2 separate regions of the Mus musculus genome follow, and region 1 is linked to region 2. Evidence: chromatin loops called from intact Hi-C (ENCODE). Cell type or tissue: gastrocnemius. All regions are shown on one strand. Links, peaks and the distances in the headings refer to the core of each region. The heading gives the core; the rest is flanking DNA.

Region 1 (6,330 bases), core at 1,300-3,799, 210 kb before region 2:
TAGAGAATACCCTCTTTTTTTTCAAAGATGCAAATATGTCAGGTCAAATGACGGCGTGATGGGCAATAAATTAAGATTCCTTGTACACGTCATACTTTAGGACATTGTTCTTACTTTCCCTGTGGTCCTGTGGTTATCTAACTTATGCATCTAGGATTTATGTAAATGTGCATTTTCACAGAATTTTGAAAAAATTGATTGGGTGGTATGTACCCATGACGTTAATCTGTGTCATTTCTGTTGAGAGGGACTATCAATATGGAAATCATTTTGAAGAAAAATTATGCAATCTTTACCTTGAATTATGACCCAATTAGAAAAACATTTCATAAAAAACATTTTGAATTTATATTTCCATGCCCATCCATTGTCATACTATCTTGTTTGTTATTTTATTAATGGTTCAGTTATTTGAAAACAGATTTATAAGGCTTTACTTTATTTACATTCACATTTAGCAACTGGAACTTTTAAATCGTTTGTGAATAAAACAGTGGCGTTTTGATCCTTACTGATCTCTACATCAGAATAAGTTCCTGGGACGGGGGTGGTGGTGGTGGTGGTGGTGGTGCAGGGGGGTGCTCAGTGGGGAAAGAGCTGGCTACAATCCACAGTTCCATGTCAAAGCTAGGCCACGGCGTGTGCTTGTGACCTCAGCACAGGGGGACTGGTAGACAAGAGCCTTTAAGGCACTTTCTAGTCACCTGATCTTAGCTAAAACAACAGTGATCTTTAGGTTCGATGAGTGGCCCCGCTTCAAACAATAAGGCAATAGTGATCAGGAAGAATATAGCCTCAAACTCTGGCTTCCACAGATGCTACTTGGGCAAGCACATCTGCACACATGTGTGCACACATCCATATACCACGCACACAAGCACACACCAAGACTGCATCTAAGGTTTGATCATATAAGCATGAAATCAATACCACTTTAATTATCCGAGCAAATAAGTCTTGTAAGCTTTATTTGTATTTATCTCTGTGTGCATCCGCTTATGTTTGGTACATATGTATGGTGTCCATGGAAGCAAGAAGCATGTGTTGGATCACATGATGTAGGGGCTGGGAACTGAACTCCCATCCTTTGGAAGAATAGCAAGGTATCGCAAGTACGTAGCCCTCCCTCCAGCCACTAATCTATCTTTTTCAAAGGTAATTTAAATCCAAACCTTGAAACAGAAAGATACAAGGTATTGTACTATTTTAATTTACATTCAAGAAAGGAAGCATTTAAATGATGAAATGGTTGGGTTTTTTTTTTTTCATCAAGTAGCACTGGCTAGTTATACAAATGAATTTAATAACTTTCTAGCACATTCTAGAGTACATGAAATCAGCATGTAGTTAGCATTTTCTTTTAACATTCTAAAAGAAGAATTGATATCTGTCCAGATATTCATCTCTCTGCCCAGATGAACGTCTTTTTAAGGGCTAACTTCAGCTGATGCCATGATTCAGAAGATAAAAGCCATAGAATCCAGGTATTAAACTGGCTTTAAAATTGGCTTCTCCAGCCACTTTCCATTTAAATTACAGTAGTTAATATTTTCCAACATTTGCTCTAAAGCAATTGTTTGAGGGCTCTGAGTTCACTTTTCTTTAGCAAACTATTGCCGAAAGATTGTGTTAGGATTTCCAGAATGGTCCACAGGAATACACTTAGCCCATACTGTAGTTGAACTCATATTTGCAACAGAAGAAAAAGGGACAAGCTAGGGCAATTTTGGCAATTACCTAAGTAGAAAAATACTATCAAGAAAAGTCCATTTTTACTTTTCTTTGTAGAAGAACATAGCAGCAGCATGTCTCAGCACTCAGGCATTGAACTTATGTTTTATAAATGTAAACAGGATTTCTGATTTGGTGTGTGTGTGTGTGTGTGTGTGTGTGTGTGTGTGTGTAAGGGGTAGTAATCAAATCCTGCACTTTGCACATATTAGGCAAATGCTGTGCTATTGAGCTACACCCCCAGTCTCTAGATGTCTAGTTTTCTCTTGATAGAGGTGCATCCAACTGTTCAACAGTTATAGCTTTAGTACTTTAGTACTTTAGTACTTTTTTAACTCTCTCTCTCTCTCTCTCTCTCTCTCTCTCTTTCTCTGTCACCCCCTCCCTCTCTCTTTGTGTGTAAATGTGCATGTGTGTCTGTCTGTCTGTCTGTCTGTCTGTCTCTCCCTCTCTTTCTTGGTGTGTGTGTGTACGCGCGCGCACACGCTTGTGGAGGTGTGTATGTCTGGAGACCAGAGGCTGATTCTGAGTAACTTCTTCACTCTCTCCCCACCTCCACATATTTGAGTTAGCATTTCTCACTGAACACTGAGCCCCAACTTTTGACTCCCCTCCCTAGCCAGGGAGCCTCGGGGAGCCTCCTTTCAGGCCTTCATACTTATACAGCAAGCACTTTCTTGACCAAGCCATCTCCTCAGCTCCAAGAACATTGTGATTATTCTTTCAAAAGCAGTGAGGTAGGAAAGGCTGCACAGAGTTTCAGAGAAATGAAGGCTTCGAGCTGGAAGTAATACTTCAGTGACCTACAATAGAGAGCCATCTCACTGAAAAAGAAGATAGAAATCTCTGGGAAAGAAAAAAAATCCCTGTGTCAGCCAAGAGGGGGTACTGTGAGTCCAGAAACATTTTTCCTTTAGAAAATATAGGGGAGACATGGGTGCAAGCCAGAAGCCTGGGGTGCAGGTGTATGCTGCTTAGTAGGGGCTGATGCTCACCCCGTCTGTCCAGTTATTCTGTCCACATGACCCAGGAGAGGAGAATAGACAGTAGCTGTAATTTATACAAAGCTGTGACGGCGAAGATGGGGCTGTAAGAGCTGGCCGAGCTGCTTTCTAGTTGAGCACTGACTTTGTGAACAGAGGGAAATGCTAGAACCCAGGCTGAATGGTGACAATGGGCATCACCAGCACTCGGACTCACAGTCAGCACTGTAGATGCATAAACATGACCGATGTTCATCATTCCCAATCACACGAAACAACTACGCAAAACACATCCTATGAGTCAAGAAACTGACCTCAAAGGTATGACCAAGACCGTACGATGCAGATATGGGCTGCTTTCTGAATTCCCCCAAGAAACTGGAGAAAGCTGGTCTTCTTGGAGTGCCAGTTCAGGGCTCAGGATCTCGAATGGGTCTGTGGAGCCCAAGAGCCACTCACTGCACACCTTCCGTCCCTTTCCCCTGTTCCACATCACCTGCCCACCACAGTTGGATCTGAAAATCCCAATGTCAAGAGCCTAAACTAAGAAGCAATTTTCACGAGGGGCTCGGAGAAACCAGACAGTTAGGAGAGGCTTGTTCTTGGTGGAAATTATGGGTTGTAATGTCTCTGGTTTCTGTAAGTTCCCACTGACTCTTTGTTCAGGGTCCCCAATGAGTTACCGCCTGAATTTTCCTGGAAAAAGGGAAGACAATGGCTTTTCTTGAGAAAATAGAGGCTGCGACAGAAGCAAGGTGGCGTTCATGAAACAGGGTATAAAGTGTCAGGGATACATGTGTACTATGTTGCCATATATTTTCTGGTATTCCCCTGTAACACTGCCCTCTATCCATGTCTTACACTCTGTCTGCTTTTCTCATTATATCTCAAGGCAAGATACTGAGAAAATTTGACTTGTTTTTTAAGGAAGTTGTTTCAACATGTCCCAGCCCTGGGATGTCTACCATTCAGTGTTTTGCTGGTGTAACCCACTTACTGTCCTTCATTGGATACTGAAGAACCCAAGTAACTTAGTCCCAGAACCTATCTCAATTTATTTAAGACTAACCACCCCCTTTTAAAAGTTACCTGCTTAACTTAATTCTTTTTGCTAACTGATCATCACTTATTTCTACTTTATTAATCAGCTTGGATTTCATTTCTCACTATATTGTGTGATAAATACAAAACTAGAGGAAGTTTCCAATAGCCCAGGACTTCAAACGCATGAATACCATCAAATTCTGGTCCTTTCAAGTCCAGAAGGAGGGGGTTTTAAAAGAAGCATATGGTGATGGGGGAGGTGCAAAGAGTAGATAATTTCCCTGCTCTGTACAAAACCAAGTAGTCCCAAAAAAGTCTCTCTCCCCCTCTGTTTTACCCCCGTACTTCAATGGGATGGAATCCCTTCTATTTGATGAATCGATTTCTTTCCCTTTTGTCTCTGCACTGTGCCCCTGTCGCACAAAGTTCAGAAGCTCACATCTGCCTCGTGCATGTGAAGTTCCAAGGATCATTTCTTCTTTTTCCCCAGAGATGTGTAGATGCCATCAGGATTGCCAGAATCCTCCTGGTCAAGGATGGGGGAATGAAATTGATGTTTTCCGCTATGGGTCATGAGATGGTAAATGGTGGAGTGCTGCAACCAAGCACCACCCAGAAAATATTTGACAGGTTTTATTCCCAAGTGACAGACTTGGAGAGGAAACCTAAAGGCAGGTGCTAGTAACGATGGTCACAACAGCAGTTAAGGACAGAGGAAGTTAAATGGGGTTCACTCATAGTCAGAGACCCATGTGAACTAGGCACAGGAAGAGGTGGGAGATGCTCCTGGGAGAAACCAACTGAGAAAGACTACTAGAATTTGCCTGAATGTAGTATTTTTGTGGGAAAGAGAGGGGAGAAAAACAGAAACTCTTAGGTAATCTGGTTAGGGCCTTTCAAAATCTCAGAATGGCAAGACTTGCTGGGATTGACTTGGAAAATGGAATTCCTCGTTTCGTGGGAGCTGTCTCCTTCGTGTTGCCTCAGCCCACAGCATGAACAGTTCTCAGCATCTGGCTGCCGTACACCAGGACTGGCTTGCTCTGTGATAGTGTGGGATGTGCCGGTTTCCTTATGCGAAAGGTGGGAAACTTGTTGGTGACAAAGCCTTGCTTTTCCAGCCTCCCCCTCCCTCCCTCCCTCCACCAATCCCTGGTGGTGATGGGTAGATCATGCTTTGTTCAGGAGCAGAGAAAGGAAGATATAGGTCAGAGCTACTCAAGCAAATGATGGAAGGAAGACCTTGGATGTGGCAGGACTCAGGGAGAGCAGAAGGCTGTACTTCAGGGAGCTCAATTGAAAGGAAGAAGACAGAGGGGAGACAACAATGACCTTCTCCTTTAAAAGGTCCACAATGGAGCCAAGAGTGCTGGTACATGTGTAATCCCTACTGCATGGAAGCCTGAGGTCAGATTATGGACAATTCAGGGCCTCCATGGGTTATAGAGTATGTCCAATTCCAGCCTGGACCACTGAGTGAGACCAGCTTCAAAATGAAAAAGACAAGCAGGTGGAGATAAAACATAGAGGCAGAATGCTTGCCCAATGTGAAGGAAGCGCTAGGATCAATCGCTAATCCCTAGCTCAGCAAATGGATGAGGATAAGGATAGAGAGGGTGGGGAATAATGGGACTAGGGATATGTATGATTGGCAAGGGATTTTTTTTTAAAACAGGGATGATGCCCTGAGTTTGATTTCCATCACCAAATGAATGAATGAATGAATGAATGAATGAAGTTGTACTACTCATAAACATATACAGATGAATACATATTTACGGAAATATATACACACATACGGAAAGCAATATGTATATAAATGCATATGCAGAAGTGGTACTAGCCATATGCTAATTTTGCCTGATCAAGAGTCATTCAGCTAACCCTCTACTTTTCCCATGAAAATTCCCTGATGGCTGGCCTCATAGAGACACCCACCCTGCATTCCTAATGGAATCTCCATTGGCTCAGACTTCCCACAACAAAAACAACTGGGCCCTGATAGGAGAAGGGAGGAAACATTGGACCCCACAGCGCTTAGCAACCAAGGGAGAGAGAGAGAGGAAGCAATTAGAAAGAGGAAGCCCTTGAAACTCCAACTAGAAATAGGAAACAGATCTGCTCCATGGCTAGTTGAGTCGTATGAACACTAGGCGCCTGTTGCTTAATCTGCAAAATTCTTTCAAGAAGCTGGAAGTCTGTGTGAGGGAACAGGCTTCCAGGTTCTTGGCAAGGATACTCCAGGCAACAGATGCAATGTTCTGTGAGAAATATTGGAAATAGTCTTGAAATTATTCTGAGAGAAGAAAACTGCACTTGGACATTTAAGCAGACTGGCTGAGGTGTGTACTTGCGACAGCCCTGGGTAGCAAGTCCTGCATCCGTGATGAGGACAAGGAACATGGCCGACACAACAAACATGTTGAGTACATTTAATGAAAACGGCTAATCTTTCAAAATTCAATTTCAGCGCATGCTTACCAAAACCATGTGTAGTTGCATACAAGGTGTATTTGCACAATGAGTCCTAAAATAGATTAGCAGTAATGTCAGTCGTAGGCCATGCTATAAG
Region 2 (6,330 bases), core at 2,550-5,049:
AGACTCCAAAACATTTATATACAAACATGCGCGTGTGTGTGTGTGTGTGTGTGTGTGTATACATATACATATCATCTTGATCAAGAATTCGAGCCCATTCTTAACCACTATTATATATCATCTCTCTGCAGGATAAATATCCAATGCAGATAAAAAGAAGCGTGGCATACTTAAAATCTTAGTTTCTCTATGGGTCACAATCCCTTTGGGGGTCACATACCAGATGTCCTACATATCAGATATTTACATCACAATTCATAACACTAAAAATTATAGTTCTGAAGTAGCAAAAAAATAATTTTGTGGTTGGGGATCACAACAACATGAGGAACTGTATTAGAAAGCATTAGGAAGGTTAAAAGCCACTGATTTAGAGTGGCAGGCATCTCACTGAGAATGTTATGAAAGCTGCTCAATGGCAGAAAGAGTTTGTGATAACCTAGAAGCATGAAAGAGATTTCTACTCAGCCCCACCTACTCATTTATTCACATAGTTTTAAGATAATCACACAAAACACTCACTAAGCTCGGGGGGGGGGCTCCTTTAGAGAAAATGAAAATAAAAATCCCCCCTTTTATACATGTCATGATTTAAATACAATAAAGCTTCCACACATATCTGTGTATATACCATACATATGTATGTGCATTTAAATATGTTTACTGAACATTTCTTCATGTGAGTTACTGTACAGGATGTAAGGAGTCTCACACTTAATAATATATGTGCTGTTTGGCTTCTGTTTCAAAAGTCAGCCGATTATTAACACTGGAATGAAGCCCTTGCATACCATGATCTTATTCTGTCATGTAACTAGGCTGTCTATTTGTCTGTCTCCCTTTCATTCTTAATATGAGCAGCCAGTGAGTCATTACAAGAAAATTGTCCTTTTAAGGTTAGAACTAAAGAGATACTTTAAATGACACTAATCATAAGGTTTAAAAGTCTATACCTTTGACCTATCGCTGTTAAGAAATCTACTTTCTTATTCCCCTGGGCTTTAGCATAGATCCACGGAAGCTGGAGACAGAGCACACTCAGGCAAGTGTTTACCACTGAAGTTGCAAATCTGTGTCTCTCACTTTTAAGTACACATGAGAAAACAGTCTACCATCGGAGTTTCACTCCAGACAAAAATGGGGAGGGAGACGGAGCGAGGGTTTACATCTGGAGACAGTTAAGCTTGTGGCTGTTTCTCTCCTGCAGCCATCTTGCTTGGGCTTACAAATGCCTGTGTTTCTTAATGTTTTAAGTTTATTAGGAAAGGAAAAAAAATAAGTGTATTTTCGTAGAGAAAATCTAGTGGTTTATTTATGTTGTTAACCTGCTTTTGCCCTGGATATATTGACCAGGAAGAAGCTATTAAGTACAATTGAGAGGGCTTGGGGAAACTTTAAATTTTGTTTAGCGATTAATTATTTGGCACAATTAGAGTTCTCAATAAGAGTCACACACAGAGTGTCCTGAGTGTGTATGTATCTCTGTGTATACATGTGCATGCATGCACATGTTCATGTGTATATGCACACACATATTCCTGTATGTGAATGCAGACACATATGTGAATGACATATTCATGAAAGCCAGGGGACTATTTAGGTGTAGTTCCTTATCTTTCACCTTATTTGACAAAAGATTTGTTGTTGACCACTACATATACCAGGCTAACTGGCACAAGTTTCAGGAAAGTCTCCTGTAGCCACCTCCTGTCTCACTGTAAGAACACTGGAATTACTGTCATTTACCACACACAAGTTTACAAGAGTTCTTGGGATTCAGAATCAGGTCTTCACACTTGTGCAGCAAGCTCTTTACCCACAGAGCATCTCCCATGCTCCCTAGAGTACCTCTTTTAGATGGCTTGGAAACCTTGATGTCTTCATATATCCGTTCCTGCTCTGCTTCTGCATTGGAGTCACTGTGGACTGAAGACTAAATGGGCTTAAGAATCCTGCTAATGATGCCCACACACCTGCTAGAGTTATCAGAGAGTAACCCACCCTTGCTCTAACCTCTCTTGTCTGCCAACCTGCATCATTAGGTTAAGGGAAGAGTGATTCTGGCATAGAAGATCATTATGACATGGAAAAGAATGGCTCACTTATGTTAAAATGTGAGCTACTTTGTATCTCACTGCCCTAAGTTGCTTAAAGAAGAAAAAAATTACCAAAATGTTCAAAACCCTTCATTAAAGTTGATGAGAAGGAATACTTTTGAAAAGTTCTTTTGCTTACAAAATAAGTTAGGTTCCAAGAAGCAGTTCACAAGTGAGTTCCTGAGTCAACTCACAGGCAGCCTTCCCTGAGGCATTTCCTCAGGGCATGAGCAAGCCCTTTGAATTCTGAAAGCTGGGCAGAAAGTCCTCCCACTCGGTGAGAAGTACACTTCTCCCATGAAGTCCTTGCAGAGCTGGCTCCTCAATACTGAGATCTACAGATGGGTGTGCAGCTTCCGTATATAAAGGAGCACAATGTGTGCATATAACTTGTACCCAGGCTACACTATAAGTCATCTCTAGAATACTTGTAATACTCAAAATAATCACAGGTGATGCAAATAGTTATTATATTACATAGGGAATGATGGAAAGGTTGTTAGAACAACACATTCTTTTCAAATACTTTTGACCCACGTTTTATGGAATATATCTACATCTGACCCACAGATAGAGTTAAATGTACTCCCTTCAAGGGTCCCCTCTGTAGTGTTCTACATTTATTTGTGATATGTAAAAAAGCAAACCAGTATCCCTGTTTATAATTCCTTAGCTACTGAGCCCAAAGACACTGAATGAGGTAAAGTGTCTGATAAAGACTTCAAAGATTTACTAGTAAAGACAAGCAAAACCTGAAAGAGACTAAACCACGTAGACTAATTCAACCCTGGATCTATAGAGGAAAGTCAGTGCCAACCAAGAAAAAGCCGGCAGAACGGATGAGAAAATCAGAACTCTGAAGAGCATACTCAGAAGCATGGGGGACAAAACTCCAGCAGAGTCTTTCAGATTTCTCTTTTTTAGAAAAATAGAAAGGTTGGAAATGAGTCAAAGAGAACTCACAGTGGAAAATATCAGCAATAAACCATCAAGCTAGAGGACGAAGTCAGTAAAATACTAAAATCAAACAATGTTAAGGGAAAAATAAGCAAATACAACCACAGAACACAAGAATTCTGAGATCCAATCAAGAGGCCATGCCTAAAATTCCATGGGCAGGAAGAAGAGCTGAGGTAAACACAAAGGAATAGACAGTCTGTTCAATAAAATTACAACAAGCACTTTTCAAAATCTCCAGAAATGGGCATCCAAACATAAAGACATTTACAGTTCCAAACAGGGATGAGAGCAGAACATATCCATGACATACTATACTTCAGAGGACAAATTAGTACATTATTTTTTTAAAAAAAGGAAAAAACAAAAAAAATTTTTTTGAAGGTATAAGGGGGAAATGCCAACTCAGAAAGCTACACATGTCTAATCTCTCATTCATAACCTTAAATCCAAAACAAATAAAAGTGAGAGTAAGGATGATGTCCTGGGCAGCACAGTAGAGCTGACCCAGGTGGCATGGGTGTGGGTGTGGGTGAGTTGTCCGAGGGTATGAAAGCAGGAGGTCTGGCCCCACCCTTGTCAGCTGTGGCACTGGGTGAGCTAGCCAAGGGCAGTGCTGGAGAGCTCGCCCTAATGGTGTGGGTGCAGGAAAGCCAGCTGGATAGCCAACTCAGCTAGTGCCCAGGCTCAGATCCAGGGCTTTGAGTTGGTCCACCCCAACATCTACCCCATCAATGAACCACTGGAACTCCTGAAGCATCAAGTCCTGCAGATGCAATGCTGCAGGATCTCCATGATACAGACCAGCAACGGGATGTCTGATGGGAGTTCCAGTGAGGACCCAGTACTGATGGTGGAGCAGGAGCCAGAGGCTTCGAACCAGATGAATTACTCACTAAAATGAACATTTGCAAGCAAAGAAGTATGGACAAAAAGATATTCTGCGACACATTACAGCTTCTATGACATGCTATTTTGTCTTGTTTTGTTTATGTACTTATTTTTTATTTTCCTTTGTGGGAAGAGGTTGCAAAGGGGACACAAAGAAATGGAGAGAGAAGTTGGAATTGGGGTGCATGATGTGACATTCACAAAACATGAAGAAAATGTTTAAAAAATAAAAGAATAATAATGACACGTTTCAGCCCTAATAAGTAACTGCCAGCAAGATCATTACATTCAGCAATGCTAACTTTAGAAATAACAAAGAAAAGAGTGATGGTTCTAGAGAAGAGCAAATTAAGAGAATTCATAACCGCGAAGCAAACATCTCAGAAGACGCTTAAAGGAATTTCTACATAGAAGAGGACGACCATCTCAAGGATGAGAACAAAGAATAAACTTCATGAAGGAAATAGGTGATCAAGAAAGAGCTAGGAAGTAATCTATCATGGCCAACAGTCAACCAGTAAACCTCTAATACTAATAAGAGAGCTATGATAAATAATAATCCAACCAGAAAAAGCACCAATAAAATTTACAGAAATTAGTAATTATCTTCCAATGGTGACCTTAAATGTAAGTGGACTCTGTTCACTAATAAGGAATCCCAGCCTTTTGTCTCCAAGAAACATGCCTCAGTACTGAAGACACTCACAGTCTGAAGAGCCAAAGGATGTAAGACAAACCGTTAAGCAAATTGAAGCCCCAAACGAGCTGGCCTAGCTATTCTGAAATCTGATAATGTTCATTTCAAACCAAAATAGGGGGAAAGAATATATAACGTCACTACCTAGCAATAAATGGCACAATTCACCACGAATATATAATAAATATATATGCACTAAATAATTGGGGCTCTCTGTCTCATGAAACAGCAATGGGCATGGATGGTTAGATAGATCTTTATGCAATGATAAAGAATGACTTCATCAGGACATCCAAATGAAAAATTAACAAAGAAACTCCAGAACAAAACCATAGCATAGATCAAATGGACTTAACAGTATCAGGTTATTCCACCCAAGATACCAAGTATGCATTTTCTTAGCTGAGTATGGGGCCTTTTGTAAGACAGATAACATTCTAAGGCACAAGTGAAGTCTTGCCAAATGGTAAAGAGTCAACATAATAACTATTTCTTATACCTTATCAGTTCTCAGTATAATAAATTGAATAACAAGAAAATTGCAATAACTGTACAACTACACAAACGCTGAATGATGCAGTCTTGAATGACAGATGAATCCCTGAAGGAATAAGGGAGGAGATTTTTTTTTTTTTTTTAGTTCCTAGAGTCAGATGAAAATTAAAACAACTTACCAGAAACTCAAGACTATCACAGCATTGCCAGAGGGTGGTGGCACATACCTTTAATCTCAACACTCAAGAAACAGAGGTGGGTGGGTCTCTGTGAGTTTGAGGTCAGCTTGGCTTATAGATTGAGCTCCAGAAAAACCAGGGCTGCACAGAGAAACCCTGTGATGGATAGATAGATGGATAGGTAGATAGATAGATAGATAGATAGATAGATAGATAGATAGATAGATAGATAGATAACTGGTTGATTGATTGATAGATAATTGATTGCTAGATAGATATAGAGATATAGATAAAAAAGCAACAACAACAAAAAGAATATAGCTACAGTATTTCTAAAATGAAAGTTTAAGGCTACAAATGCTTACATTAAAAAAAGACCTCAAACAAATAATACACTTCCTGGAGTTAGGATAACAAGAACTGCCTATACCTGAAACTTACAGACGGAAAGGACCAATAAAAATTAGGGAATAAATTAATGAAACAGAAACTATAAGCATAATACATAGGGAAAATCAAAGAGTTAATTCTTTGAAATCCTAAACAAAACTGACAAATCCATAGCTAAACTAAAGAAAAGAGAAAGGAAACCCAAAGTAATAAGATTAGCGAGGTTCCTCCATATCCCAATGAAATATAGAGTATCATTAGGGAATACTTTGAAATATATACCAGAAAGGCTGGAAAACTATAAGAAATAGATAAATTCTTAGACATATCCAGCCTGCCAAGATTAAATCGAGTATAAACAACTTAAGCATTTCCATAACAATCCATAGCATTGAAGAAGTAATAAAGTTTCCCAGCAAAGACAAGACTGGGATTTAAAGGACTCACTGCCAAAGTCTACTAAGCTTTTAAAGTAGAGTCAGCTCTTCTTTAACATCAGTGTTCCACAAACAGCTCTAAGAAGATAGTAGGCAGATGAAAAATACCAAACTCATCCCTTGAAGCCAGAATCACTTTGATACCAAAACTACATAGGAACACAACCCCGCAAAAATAAACTGGGCCA

The links. Hi-C counts contacts between places; a loop is a spot of excess contacts. Peaks named below come from ENCODE experiments on the same cell type or tissue, not always from the same donor. Only the 100,000 strongest peaks of a DNase experiment are listed, where the experiment ranks them.
Region 1: a loop joins it to region 2, with 5 times the contacts of the local background. A loop is called at or near these places in 2 of 42 quality-filtered maps.

Annotation. Positions count from the first base shown.
Region 1 is chr2:12,293,806-12,300,135 of GRCm38, reverse strand. The region is part of intron 2 of Itga8 (integrin alpha 8); the gene reads left to right. Among named protein-coding and RNA genes, the nearest start is that of E030013I19Rik, 4.3 kb to the left of the region's middle. In gastrocnemius, for the core only: no CTCF peak of the experiment used is centred there; a DNase peak (open chromatin) is centred at 2,680.
Region 2 is chr2:12,087,192-12,093,521 of GRCm38, reverse strand. No RefSeq gene overlaps it. Among named protein-coding and RNA genes, the nearest start is that of Gm34768, 190 kb to the right of the region's middle. In gastrocnemius, for the core only: no CTCF peak of the experiment used is centred there; a DNase peak (open chromatin) is centred at 3,719.